Regions from separate parts of the Homo sapiens genome. Here region 2 is linked to region 1. Evidence: read pairs that join two places in POLR2A ChIA-PET (ENCODE). Cell type or tissue: K562. All regions are shown on one strand. Links, peaks and the distances in the headings refer to the core of each region. The heading gives the core; the rest is flanking DNA.

Region 1 (8,179 bases), core at 1,257-6,256:
CCTCCAGTTCAGGCTTGATCAACCCTTCTCTTTTTTTCTCTACTGTCCAGGTGTGTGAGAAAGAGAAACTGTTGTCAGAGAGGAATCAACTGAAAGCATGCATGGGGGAACTGTTGGACAACTTCTCCTGCCTTTCCCAGGAAGTTTGCCGAGACATCCAGAGCCCCGAGCAGATCCAGGCCCTGCATCGGTATTGCCCTGTCCTCAGACCCATGGACTTGCCCACGGCCTCCAGTATTAACCCTGCGCCCTTGGGTGCTGAGCAGAACATTGCGGCCTCCCAATGCGCAGTGGGGGAAAACGTGCCCTGCTGCTTGGAGCCAGGCGCGGCTCCCCCCGGACCCCCCTGGGCACCCAGCAACACCTCCGAGAATTGTACCTCTGGGAGGAGACTAGAAGGCACTGACCCGGGAACCTTCTCAGAGAGAGGACCTCCTCTTGAACCCAGGAGCCAAACAGTGACCGTGGACTTCTGCCAGGAAATGACTGATAAGTGTACAACTGACGAACAGCCCAGGAAAGATTATACCTAGTGACTCGGCTCTGCCTCCCAGTCCGCACACCTCTCCCATCCAGGCGTTCTTCAGTCAGCCTGTGGCACTGTTCATCTGCTGTCCCGAAGAAACCGAGAACACATTTGGTGCACACTACAGCGGTCTTAGCAGCAATACTGTTCCGAAGTATCCTCTCCTCTTCTCGAGCAGGAGTGATAGTTACCTTCACAATGGTGCTACCCCTTGCCCAGGCAAGGAAAGACAGCAGTGATGACACTGTCTGTCTGTGGCTCAATTTCAGTCTTCACAGGGATAGACTACAACACCTCTAGGCCCCAACCACGGATTTTTTTTCTCAGTGGCCCATGTCACAAACCCTATCTCAGGAATTTCTTCTGAATGTTCAATTTTTTTCATTGAAGACAGCTTCTATACACATCAAAGTTTTATAGCTAGACTGTACATATTATATATAATATATATATAAAATATATATATATATATATATATATCCATATGCAAAAGTCCTGCATGCCTCAACTTTCTCATCCTAAAACTGGAAACTTATTTCTCATTTAGAAACAGGTTCCAACATTCCTCTTCTTTTGTCTCTGATGCTAGAACTAGTTTGGTAACTGTTAACATGGTCATTTTTCTTGCTTCACAGTTCAATTTTCAATTCGTACTTATTTATGGACAAAATTCAGTGTTGGAAGCTTTTTCCCAAGGTTTTATTTCAGATTTCTTTTTCGTTTGGTTTGGTTTTGGCACCTCCAAGTGGTGTCATTTGAGCATTGTAGGTTTGTTTTTTGTTTGTTTGGGGGGTTTTGTTTGTTTTTGTTTTTGTTTTTGTTTTCCTTGCAGATACTGTACAGTAATGGTCAACTTTGCCACTTGCACTGAGTTTTGGGTCAAACCTATTTTCTTAAATGAAGTTGTAACTTCGGTATAACTCAAGTATACTGTATATTCTTTGCTTTTAGTTAAAAAAGTAAAACATTTTAGCTAATTAAAAAGCACTCAGGTGATAATTATGTAGGAAAAACAATCTTGCCAAATAATGAATTCATCCTAGGATGTGTAGACAATAATCTGCTTGAATATTTTTATATTTCACCTCCTCCCCACCTTTCCCTAAGCAAAGTTTAAACGCAGATAGAGAGTTCAGAGTTGATGCTGGATGTTCAGATTCCTAAGTGGGGAGAGAGTTTGGACATCTCACTCAAAAGTACATCAGAAAAACAGGAATCCGTGATTTTATACCAGAACTCAGCAGGCATTGGCTCCTAGAAATCAAGTTAGAAAGTTTTCACCCAGGGAGTAAGTCCCATTCATTTCAACACGTCCTGAGGCCTCGGCTTGCTCTTGGAAGTGTTGTGCAGTAGGACCTGCTCCCCTGAAGGACGGGGCCAACCAGCCACTGGCTTTCCTGCCCAGGCTTGGCCTCCCAGGACATCTGGCCTGAGGGGATTTGAATCACAGCCCCGAAGGTCCTGCCTTCACCCCATTGGGAGAGAGCAGGGCATCCTGGCATCTGCGATCCATCCCTGACACAGGCTGACACATTCTTTCTCCTTTCCTTCTCCAAAGGCTTGGAGTTTTCTTCTGAGGTTTTTCTGCCAGTGTCTTGTCTGAAGGCAGACTTCATTCTGAGGCTTTGGACAAGCTATCACCGGGAACCCTCCCTGTCCCCTTCCCGAATCACACACATACCCTACCCTCACCTGATGATAATTTTCTCTTCTTGCTGCAAAACTGGTTGGCTTGCAACCCAGAGAGAGCAGCTTCCCTTGGCTCTGGGGCCGTGTTGGCCCCAGCCACGTTTACAGGAAGGTGTGCCCCAGAGGAGGAGGAATCAGCTCCCTCGCTCCAGTGGCCTTGGGTCCGGGTCTCACTGAGCAGCCCGAGGGCCACTCCAGCCCGGCTGGGGAAGAGAGTCCTGAACGGTTTGATGTGGGGATGGGGTGGTGGGCAGTGGGGAATAGATGGTTGACTTTGTTTCTTTATTTGTGCCATTGTTTGGACAATATTAAAGCTGCATGTAAAAGGGGAAATTAGTATATGATGTAGGCTAAAAGTGAAATCATAGTAACATATGTTTTAGTATTATTAACTTTTTTCTGTACAAATATTAGCACTAAATGTTTAAATATGTATGAATGCCAGAAATTTGTCAGTTCATGCAGTAGGATAAAAAAAAAAAAAAAAAAAAAAAAAAGGCTTTTCTTTTTAAACAGTTCCACTTTTAAAACCTGCCTCTGGGTTTTTGTTTTTTCTTGTTTGTGTGTGTGTGTGTGTGTGTGTGTGTGTGTGTGTGTGTGTGTGTGTGTGTCTGAAACAGATCTTGATAAAGCTCTGTGTTGGAGCTGCTGGTTTTTGTTATGGTTGTTGGAATTTCTTGGCCTACTAGGACAGTTCTGTGCTTCACCATGAGGTTTGCCTTTGTGGAAAACTGGTGACAGTGAGAATATAAACTCAATGTGAATCACGTGATACTTCGCAGGCGTGTGTTACAGTGGAGTCAGCTGACAGTATTTTGCTTTTTAACTCTATTGTTGCCTTTCCAAGTGACCTCTCCTCTTCTTTTAAAAAAAGAACACTTTCTGCTCATATCATAACCAGGTCCAACCCAGCTTCTTGGCATGAGGTTTACCCTGGTAACAACTCATGTGCAACTGGTAGTCTTGACCACATTCCATCCATTTCCTCAGGTTTCTGTGGTTCAGTAGCCCAGACCTGTTTGGCAGCCATTTCTAGCAGGGGCGGGGCCTCTTTATTTCTCTCCACCCTAACTCAGACCTCACCTTCCTCCCACCCACCCCTGCCTTGCTTTTCTTCCTCTTCCCCCAACCTAACTTCTGCCATGGGAACTGGTTAAAAACACTGCTCTAAAAACCATCTTCCAATTTCATAGAGATTTCTCACAAGTTATTTCATTCATAATCCACCATGAACAGTGACTAGCTTCGTGCAGTTGTTCATGTGATGTGTGTGTGTCTTTTCCTATTCAGAACTATGTGCTTGTCAAAATTATTTCTGGGTTGATTCAAAGGGAGGACTTGCTGGGGACCAGAATCCAAACGGCCTCAAGTGGAATTTTAAAACCTAGCCTGTCTCTTTTCCCTGGGATCCCTCTGTCAACCCCACGCCTTTTAGGAAAAAGAAAAGTGAGTGAACAGCAAGGAAGAGTGTTTGCACAGTACAGTAACATTTGGTTGTTCTTAAGGCTCTTTTCTTACAAAAATAAGAGACCCTCCAACCACGGGCTGTTTAGGAGGATGCCTGCTTGGGTCTCCAAATGGCTGGGGTAGGAATGGTTGTTGGGGCAGAGCCAGTGGAGGTGAGTGACCCTGAGACTAATGAACATCCCACCTAAATCCAGTCCTCCCCTTGGATCTGCCTTTGTCCTGCTTGTGTATCCAGGCAACCTCTTTTCAAGTTGGTCAGGCTTTGGACAGGTGAGTGATTTGCTGTATGTGTTTGTTTCTCTGCGTTACCTGGGGGTGCCTTGATTAAAATCGAACTTTATTACATACTGATTCTGGAACAAAACAGTTAGAAAAACTTTAAAAAAAAAAAAACCGACAAAGTTACGAGGCCATCCTGCTATTTATCTTCTGAGTTCCCAGCAATGACTCAGGCATCAGAGATGATGCTGCAGTGGAAAACCTGACTCTGTGTGTCTGCAACTGAATGTTGTGCGAGTAATTTATTAACTGTCTTTCTAAAGGTTTGCTGCTTTTAAGATGCACTATAATTCGGGATGTAATCCTTACATTGCTTTTCCAAGGAAGGGAACAAAAGTCTAGTGATTAGTATGCCAACTGCCACTACTCCTTCAAAAGGAGCCAGGACCAGCGACAAGACTCATGAGAGGACTGGCTAAAGTGAAGTGTGCACAGTGTGAAGTTTAATGCTGTTGTCAAGAGGCCTAAACCCACATTTTCTCTTTTAATATTTTATGATTGCCATCAAAGAAGAAGAAAAAGAAGGAACAGACAAAGGTTTGAAAATGATAAGCCTGTTAAGACACCAAAAACTCCTGTCCCGTGAAGCTGCTTGACATCCTGTGGAGTAGCATAATCCTCTCAAAATGAGGAAGAGCTGCCTGCAAAGCTTTCTCAAGTCCCTATTTGGCTACCTACTTCTCTACATTATGCCCCATTTAAACTAGGAGCTGTCTTAGAAATGACTTCAAACTGCTTCACTATTGCTTACAGTTTAGGAGGAGTCTCAGATCCAGAAGGAGCAAGAATCAAGTTTGGTCCTCAAATGACTGTAAATAGACTAAAGAACAAGGTGTTTTTTGTTTTTGTTTTTGTTTTCTAAGAATAAAGCTGTTCGTTGTATCATGAGTTAGTGTTTCTTCCCCAAACTGAAGACTGTGTTGGAAGTGCAATTTCTGGTGAGTCAGTCCACAATACAATGCCCTGTGTGGAGTTGGTATTCATACAGGAAATCTGTGTGCACGAGGCATTGTGTGTTGAAAGTGTATGTTTATAGTACTGCCTGAGCCATCTCATGACCCCAGCGTCCAAAACCGATGCTGTAGAACAGAACATATCTGTACACAAATAGTGTGTGCAAATAGCATTTGTACATAGAAAAGTCTCATTGTGGCAGATTGAGCATAAATTATTCAACTGACGGTGCAAAAACATTACTTGCAAAGAAAAGTTTATAGTATTTTCCTACACTCCACCCTGGGAGATGATATTTCTATCAAATGAATATCAGTGCATTTTAAATGTAATATGAAAACGATGCTGCCATTTTGTGAAGAATACCCACTTGGTTGCAGAGGCCAACTTTCATAGCTTTGATTTAATGTTGTGACACGGTGTATGCATTTTGCTGTCAAGCAATGGATAAACAGCTCTGACTTTCATTCTCATTCCAGTTTATTGACCTCAGATAAAACACTGGCCCTTCTTAGAAGCAGAAGTGTGCACCAAGACCATTCATTTCAGGTAGACTCACATTCAGTGCCAAGTGCTCCCATGGGAATAATCAGACGCATATGTTGCGAAAGAGTGAAGGGACTTGGACAAAGAGGGGTTTTCCTACAGATGGATGCTCAGTCTTCTACCAAAACATGTTTGGAGGCAGAACTATGACCTCCCCTTAAGTCCTAACAATGTATTTTGTGTGTGCAAATCCTGGGATGCCCGTTTCACGCTCTGACATAAAGACATGGCACCTCTAGTGAGTGATCAGGAAGATTCCATATGCATTTGGGAGCTTCAGGTGCTTGTTAGACACAGTGAGCCATTCAAGGCAAGCACCACCTTTGCTAGTGAGGCCAAGAGAGCCTGTGACAATTTGACAATTTGTTCCAGAACCAGTCTGATGCAAGTGCACCTCTAATATATGCCTTACAAACTCCAGAGGCCATATTCAAAACAGGGTCTTCTCAGTGTATGCAAGGGGCTGCAGCCCCTCTTCTCTTCCTCCCCAGGTTGAACAATACGGACAGTTTTCACACATATCTACCTGTATAACCCTCTGTACCTCTCATAACTGGTCAACGACTGTAACAGGTTACATCAGGTGTTTTTCTACATACTTTTTACACAGATTCTATGCGATTAATGTAATTTAATTCAATGCATCATTTTATTGTACTAGTTCTTAGGCTTGTCCTTATTTTTTTCTAAGTGATTGTGGTTTTTCTCGTGGTTTTTATTGTAAAAAATGAAAGGCTGTTGATGCTTATTCTCTGTAACTAAGAATTTTTACCTTTTGGGGGAAAAAAGCATTGCTATGAACTAATGAATTGAAACTTCATTTACTCATTGTAAATACACTATTGTGCAAAAAAAGTTTTCACTCAATTGAATTGCTAGTGTTAACTGAATTTTGTCTAGACACCATTTCTGTTGATGAAATAAAGACATATCATTATGCATTGTAAACTGATTTTCTCTGCCTCTGATCCCTATGTTCCAAATTACAGAGTGAGAAACCTCAGGAAATCTTTTTTCCTAGAGGCCATTTCTCTTCCTCTAGTTTGGACCCTTACTTGCTACCTGATTAATCTGATTAGGAATCTTTAAAATTGGATAATATTAATGTGATTCCTAAACTCTGAATTTTAAAAATCCCTAGTGCCTGTGAGAGTAGATAAAAGGCTTTAAACCCAATTTCTCGGTTTTGATATTGTGCTATCGCTATGCAGAATGTTACCACGGGAGAAAACTGGGTGATGGGTATCATTTCTTGCAACTGCATGTGAATCTGCAATTATATCCAAAATAGGCTGAATTTTTTAAAAACTAAATGAAAGTAAATGAGAAAGAACATTAAGCCAACACCAAGATGCAGTGAGTTGCAAGGAAAGATGTTTAGAATTGTGGTTGAGGAATCCATACAGTCATGCATTGGTTAGTGAAGGGGGTACGTTGTGAGAAATGCATCCTTACGCAATTTCCTATTGTGAGAACATCAGGGTGTGCCACACCAACCTAGATGAGAAAGCCTATGACACACCTAGACTAGATGTTCCTAGATTGCAAACTTGTGCAGCATGTAACTGTACTGGATATGGTAGGCAATTGTAACACCAGGGTAAGTAGTTGTGTATCTTAACATAGAAAAGTTGCAGTAAAAATAGGGTTTACAATCTTATGGAACCGCTGTCATATATTCGTCCCATCATTGACCAAAACATGGTTATGCCATGCATGACTGTACAGTTTAAAAGTTGTATTCTAAAAGTGTATTTGATAGTTATGTCTTCGATTTTGATGTAAAGAGAAAACAAGATATCAAATGGTGGGCAGGTCGAGTGACCATGAGCGAACACTGGACTGGAGCTCGGAGGTGAGAGAAAGCCACTAGAGCAGAGCAGGGGGGTCTGAGCTGTCAGCGAGGCTGTAACCAGTGCATGCGCATGGTATCCGGGCAGGGCAGGGCTGTGCTGCCGAGATTCACGCTTCAAGGAGTGCATGCGACCGCCAGATGGGAAAACGGAAATTAAAAACTGCCAAGTTCTGCTCCCTCGGGCGAGTCTCCATGGGCACCTATGGAGTCAAGGAAGGCTTCCTGAGAGCAGGTCATGGGTTTTGCAAATGTGTGCTGCTGTGACAACGTCGCAGTCATAACATTTTCGGTACAAGAGGCGGATTACCTACGCCTGAAGATGTGAAGTTAATCCACTCTGAGAAAAACAGGTGGGTCAGAGTCCCAAAATTTTCTGTGGGAAAACCTGGTAATTTAGAACTGATGGTCATGTGCACCTTCAACCCTGACATCTGCTCTTGTGATACAAATAATGGTCATGCATTGAAGGAAAATAAACCTCACCAGCTGTTGCGTCCTGCAAAACAGGCGTCCCCGACCCCTGGGCCGCAGACTGGTTCCGGTCCATGACCTGTTAGGAACAGGCCGCACAGCAAGAGGTGAGCAGCTGGGGAGTGAACATTACTGCCTGAGCTCCACCTCCTGCCCCATCAGCGGTGGCACTGGATTCCCATAGGAGCGCGAACCCTACTGTGAACGGTGCATGTGCGGGATCTGGGTTGCAGCTCCTTATGAGACTCTAATGCCTGATGATCTGAGGTGGAACGGTGTCATCCCGAAAACATCCCCCCACCCCCGCTGCCTCTGGTCCGTGGAAAATTTGTCTTCCACGATACCAGTCCCTGGTGCCAAAAAGGTTGGGAATCGCGGCTACAAAAGAGCTT
Region 2 (5,000 bases), core at 1-5,000, 570 kb before region 1:
TTGTAAATAACATGCTTATACTGCTATTTCCTGATGTATCACTTTTGCACACCAAATTTTTGACTAACACGATAGTAATGGAGGATTTAGCTGGTTAACGCACACCTCTGCCATCTCCTCTACCCTTTTATCCCTATAGAACTGGATCACAATGTTAGAGTCGATCACAGTAAATATTGCATTATTATTTTATAATATCGAGCTTATGACTATATAAATTATGTTTACTGCTGATTCAAGTAATGTATTACTGTGATTGCAATGGTCTGAATGTTTCTGTCCCCCCAATATTTATATATTGAAATCTCAATCCCCAAGGTGATGCCATTTGAAGGCAGGACCTTTGGGAGGTTGATTAGTTTATGAATGTGGAGCCCTGGTGAATGGGATTGGTTCCCTTATAAAAAAGAGACCCTGGAGAACTCCCTCACCCTTGTACCATGTGAGGACACAGTGAGAAGATGGCAACTATGAACCAGGAAGCATGTCCTCACCAGAAGCCAAGTCTGCCAGAACTGTGTGAAATAAATTTCTGTTATTTATAAGCCACCTGATCTATGGTATTTTTTTGTAAAAGCCTGAATGGAATAAGAAAATAATTATATTGCCTTTCTCTTAAAATTATTTGTTTTCTCCTAGTACCTTTTTCATTTGCCTATAGATTTATCACCTTTTTAAATAAGTGCTTCAACGCATGTGTCACCCACACCTATCAATAATTTTTCAACACCAGACTGCTCAAACACCAGACCTCTCAGATCCATTTCTCCTGCAAAGACATCTTTCTGCAGCTGCCCCATGCAATTCCTCCATCTCCAATACAAACTCTCTCTAGGCCGGTGCTGAGCTATCATCTTGTGACTTCCTTTTGCTGTTTTCCTGGGATGGATCCCTATTTCCTGGATTTCATGTCTTTCTTTTTCATGGCTTACTCCTTCATTCACTGATTTTGCCCAGTGGCTTCATCAGAAAGGGCACAAGTGAGGTAAATTTTTAAATTCATTATATGTCTGAAAGTATCTTTATTCTACACCAGCTGCCCTGTGGCCCCTTTATTTCTTTCCCCCAAGATGCACCCAAGTTCTGCAATCCCTGCCTTCTTGCTCAGCTGTTTTTGGTACCATTTTAGGCTTCAGGGACTGGTCTTTTCAGCATTTAAATGTCCATCCTATTACCAGTTAAGGAAATTCTTGCCTTATTGTTATATACTTGCCTTTAAAAAAAAATCCTTGGGCTTTTTCTGTACAAGGACATGGATTGGGATGACAGGAGGGAGAAGGTACAAGTGAAGAACTCAGTGGCCTGAAATCGACTCTCTTTGGACTATGAGGACTTGGCCATTTTCCACAACAGAGAGTGTAGAGGAATGCTGTCTTGTGCTGCCGTGGGCCACAAGGTGTGGTGGCAGGTCTCATATGCTCCAACATCTGGCCATGAAGAATCATGGTTGGTCAATCTCAGAGGGAGGAATGAGCTGTAAACCTATAAGAAAATCAACACCATTATTTCCCTAAAGTATCCAAAGCAATTCTATGTACTTCTGACAAGGAAACAGGAAGGAGAATCTAGAGTGCTGCTCAAATTAAAGGGAAAAGGAGAAGAAAGATTATTGGCTACCACCATCTCTCTCACCCTTACCCCTTGCCTACCTCACTCTGTAGAGGCTAGAAACACAAGATTTGCACTTCCGGCTCCTGTTGCAAATCAGAGTAGCTGAGTGACCCACATTTGGCCAATGAGTACTTGTGGGGCAGGCTGCTGGGAGGCTTCTGATGGAGCCTTCTTTTTCCAAACAATCAGGCAGAGGCTTGGGAGGAAGCAAGCTCTTGCTCCCACCTGTCCTTCCTTTTTAGGATGTGCTGTGAGGACCTAATGTCTGCAACTATCATGTATGAAGGTGACAAAGAGCCCAAATGCGGCTGAAGGAGTGGAGAATGGGAATGACCTCGATGAGCTGCACCAGCAATCCTGAGATCACACATCTAACTTCTTAAGGAAGCAATAAATGTCCCTTTGCGGTAAGCTACAGCAACTCAGGTTTTCAGCCACTAGTAGCTGAAAGTATGCCTAACTGATGCCAGGAGTCAAGGAGAGCCCTTCCTATACCACCATGTCCCTGCCGTGATTGTTCATGTGCTTGGCTCAGTCCTATCCACAGATGGGGGATGTGGGCCATGCAGGGACTTACCATCAGCTTCTCTGTACTGCTCCTCTGACTCTGAGCTTGTACCCTCATAGGATGACTACTTCCCTTTAAGGTTGGAGTCCTGCCTTGATCTTGCCCTTGCTGGCCCTAAACCCACCAATGCCCCTCATGGAATCTGGAATTTTATACACCCCATTCTATTGGTAAGGACCCTCTTAGCAGCTCACCCATCCTTCTTGGGCTGGGCAATTCCATGCTTGTCTGGACAAATATGGTCTGTTCCCAGATGTCCCATCCAGCAGCTCATGAGACTCTGTCACCCTCTGGTGGACCTTTCCAAGGTCAGCTGCTTGCCTGAATGATCACACCATTACCTTCTACTGAGCACCTTGCTCTCTGGACACTAGAGTCCTCCTGCCTGGATAAACTTCTATCCTGACCTTCAGCTGAGTTTGCTGACCTTTCCTTCCCCAACCCTTGTTTAACCCCAGAGAGGTGCCTGGCTCCATGTCTTGCCCCCTGAGTAACATCGTAGTACCCAGCAGATGGCATCTAGGCCAAATGACTTTATCACTTACATGGCTTCTAGTCTGATTAAATCCCTCATTCTATTACCCATTATATTTAAGTTATAACTACTTCTACTTTTTCAGGTGAGCAGAGTATAATTGCTCAATAAACTGAAGGTTAATCCAAAAGTGGATAGAATAAAAAATGTCTCTATCATGTAGGTTTTGCTTGAAGAAAAAAAAATCATCCCCCCAAAAAATACTTTCCATTCCTAATTATTCCTAATACTGTCCCAGATTCTTTTATATCAATTAAAGGCTTAATTGATATGAAAATTAAGTTTAAGCTATAATGTCAGGGAATGTTCTTTTTTCCTTTCTTTTGATAGGTGGTGATTTTTTTCAAACAGGCTAGGGATTCAAGAGAATATTTTTATCTGTTCGACCAACATCATGGCTATGATAACCGGACCAAGGTTCCCAAGGCTATTGTGGCTCCAGAAGGATGTGTTTTGCTCCTGTGGGTGACTGGAGTGTGCTCCCCTGACAGCAGCAGTCTTCCTGGGCCCGAGGTCGACTGACCTGTCTTCACTCAGCAGACAAAGGAGTAGGTGGGGTTGTGCAGACAGGAGGTCCCAGCAGCCGCAGCTGCACAGCTCCTGTTGTTTCCCCTTCCTCAGATGGGATTTCTTGCTGATGCAATTACCAGCCACTGTTCTGAGTGTATTACAAGTATGAACTTCGTGATCACAAGATCTTTCTGAGTTAGGTAACATTATTATCCCCAGTTTACAAATGAGGATACTGACGGAGTTCAGAACACGCTACCCCAGAATACGTCATCTTGTCATACTATATATTTTAGACTTGAAGGAAATTGAGAAAACCGTAAAAACAGAAGGTCACGCTCTGATCTTCCCTCACCCTCTTTCCCCTGAAATGGGCCATTAAACCTCACTGACCTTCCCCTGAAAATCGGTCGTAAAACTCTCATTTCAGAAGGGCCCTCCCTATACCCGGAAGAAAGGAAAGAAGACAAGAGAAGACTGAACAAACAGGCCTTGCTAAATTCCACCCCCCACTCCCGCAGTCTATTACCATTAGACCGTAGCCTTTTGTCCTCCAGACATACTTCCGTACAACTATCCATAAAAATACAGAGCCCCCTCTTACTCATGGAGATACATTCCAACATCCCTAGTGGATGCTTGAAACCATGGATAATACTGAACTGTATATACACTGGGGTTTTTTCTGTACATACATACCTATGACAAGTTAAATGTATAAATTAGGCACAGTAAGAGATTAACAGCAATAACTGATAATAATATAGAAGAATAAGAAAAATATAACTAATAAAAGTTATGGGAAGGTAGTCTCTCAAAACATTTTAATATACTCACCTTCTCCTTGTGATGAGGTGAATACATTGGACAAAGGGATGTTTCACATCCTAGGTGAAACTCAGAAGAGTGCAGAGTTTAAAACATGAATTGCTTATTTCTGATTCCAGAAATTTTCCACTTAATACCTTCAGGCCATGGTTGACCTCGGGTGACTGAAACCATGGATTAGGGAAGACTACTACACCCATATTTCCCTGTTTCTTGAAGTCTTCATTTCTGAAAGCTCCCTTGCCACATAAAACTTATATTAAACAAGTTTGTATGCTTTTCTATTGTTTATGTTCATTTGTTTTTAGACTGGGTCTCACTCTGTTGCCCGGGCTGGAGTGCAGTGGCGCAATCTCAGCTCGCTGCAGCCTTGACCTCCTGGGCTCAAGCGATCCTCCCACCTCAGCCTCTCTAGCAGCTGGGACCACAGGCGTGTGCCACCACACTTGGCTAATTTTTTGTATTTTTTGTAGGGCTGGGGTTTCACCACATTGCCCAGGCTGGTCTGCAACTCCTGAGCTCAAGCAATCCGACCGCCTCAGCCTCCCAAAGTGCTGGAATTACAGGCTTGAGCCACCGTTCCTGGCCTTTTCTCTTGTTAATCTATCTTTTGTTATAGGCGTCTCAGCTGTGCACCTGATGGGTGAGCAAAATACTATGTTTGCTCCCTACCACACAAAGCCATGGGGAGGTGAAACAGTTTGCCTAATGTTACTTAGCTAGTGAGTGGCAGAGGTGGGATCAATGTGGGCAGTTTAGCTCTGGACTCAACATTATGCTGAGGTCTGAACACCACTCCAGGGGAGATAATAGGTGAATGTTTTGAGAAAATGTAAAGGTCCTGAAAAACATTGAAATGAATTTTTTTTCTGAATTTTTTTTCCCCAAAAGAGTAAAAACATTGGCCAGCACTTATAATCTGAGCATGAGATGTTCATTAGAATTATA

What was found. ChIA-PET counts read pairs that join two places held together with the same protein. Peaks named below come from ENCODE experiments on the same cell type or tissue, not always from the same donor. Only the 100,000 strongest peaks of a DNase experiment are listed, where the experiment ranks them.
Region 2: POLR2A ChIA-PET joins it to region 1 with 6 read pairs; 2 of 35 experiments call an interaction of 5 or more read pairs at or near these places.

The regions. Positions count from the first base shown.
Region 1 is chr6:89,924,762-89,932,940 of GRCh38, reverse strand. It overlaps BACH2 (BACH transcriptional regulator 2), which reads left to right. Exons shown (of 9, transcript NM_021813.4): 9 at 51-6,413. The coding sequence ends at 533. Among named protein-coding and RNA genes, the nearest start is that of GJA10, 34 kb to the right of the region's middle. RefSeq lists a silencer at 4,837-5,131. In K562, for the core only: a CTCF peak has its summit at 1,269; a DNase peak (open chromatin) is centred at 3,260; H3K27me3 peaks cover 592 bases.
Region 2 is chr6:90,495,091-90,500,090 of GRCh38, reverse strand. LOC124901362 (a long non-coding RNA gene) reads left to right here. Exons shown (of 2, transcript XR_007059678.1): 1 at 1-2,018; 2 at 3,045-5,000. Among named protein-coding and RNA genes, the nearest start is that of MAP3K7, 89 kb to the left of the region's middle. RefSeq lists enhancers at 3,167-3,461, 3,939-4,495, 4,496-5,000. In K562, for the core only: a CTCF peak has its summit at 2,471 (motif pointing left); a DNase peak (open chromatin) is centred at 2,480.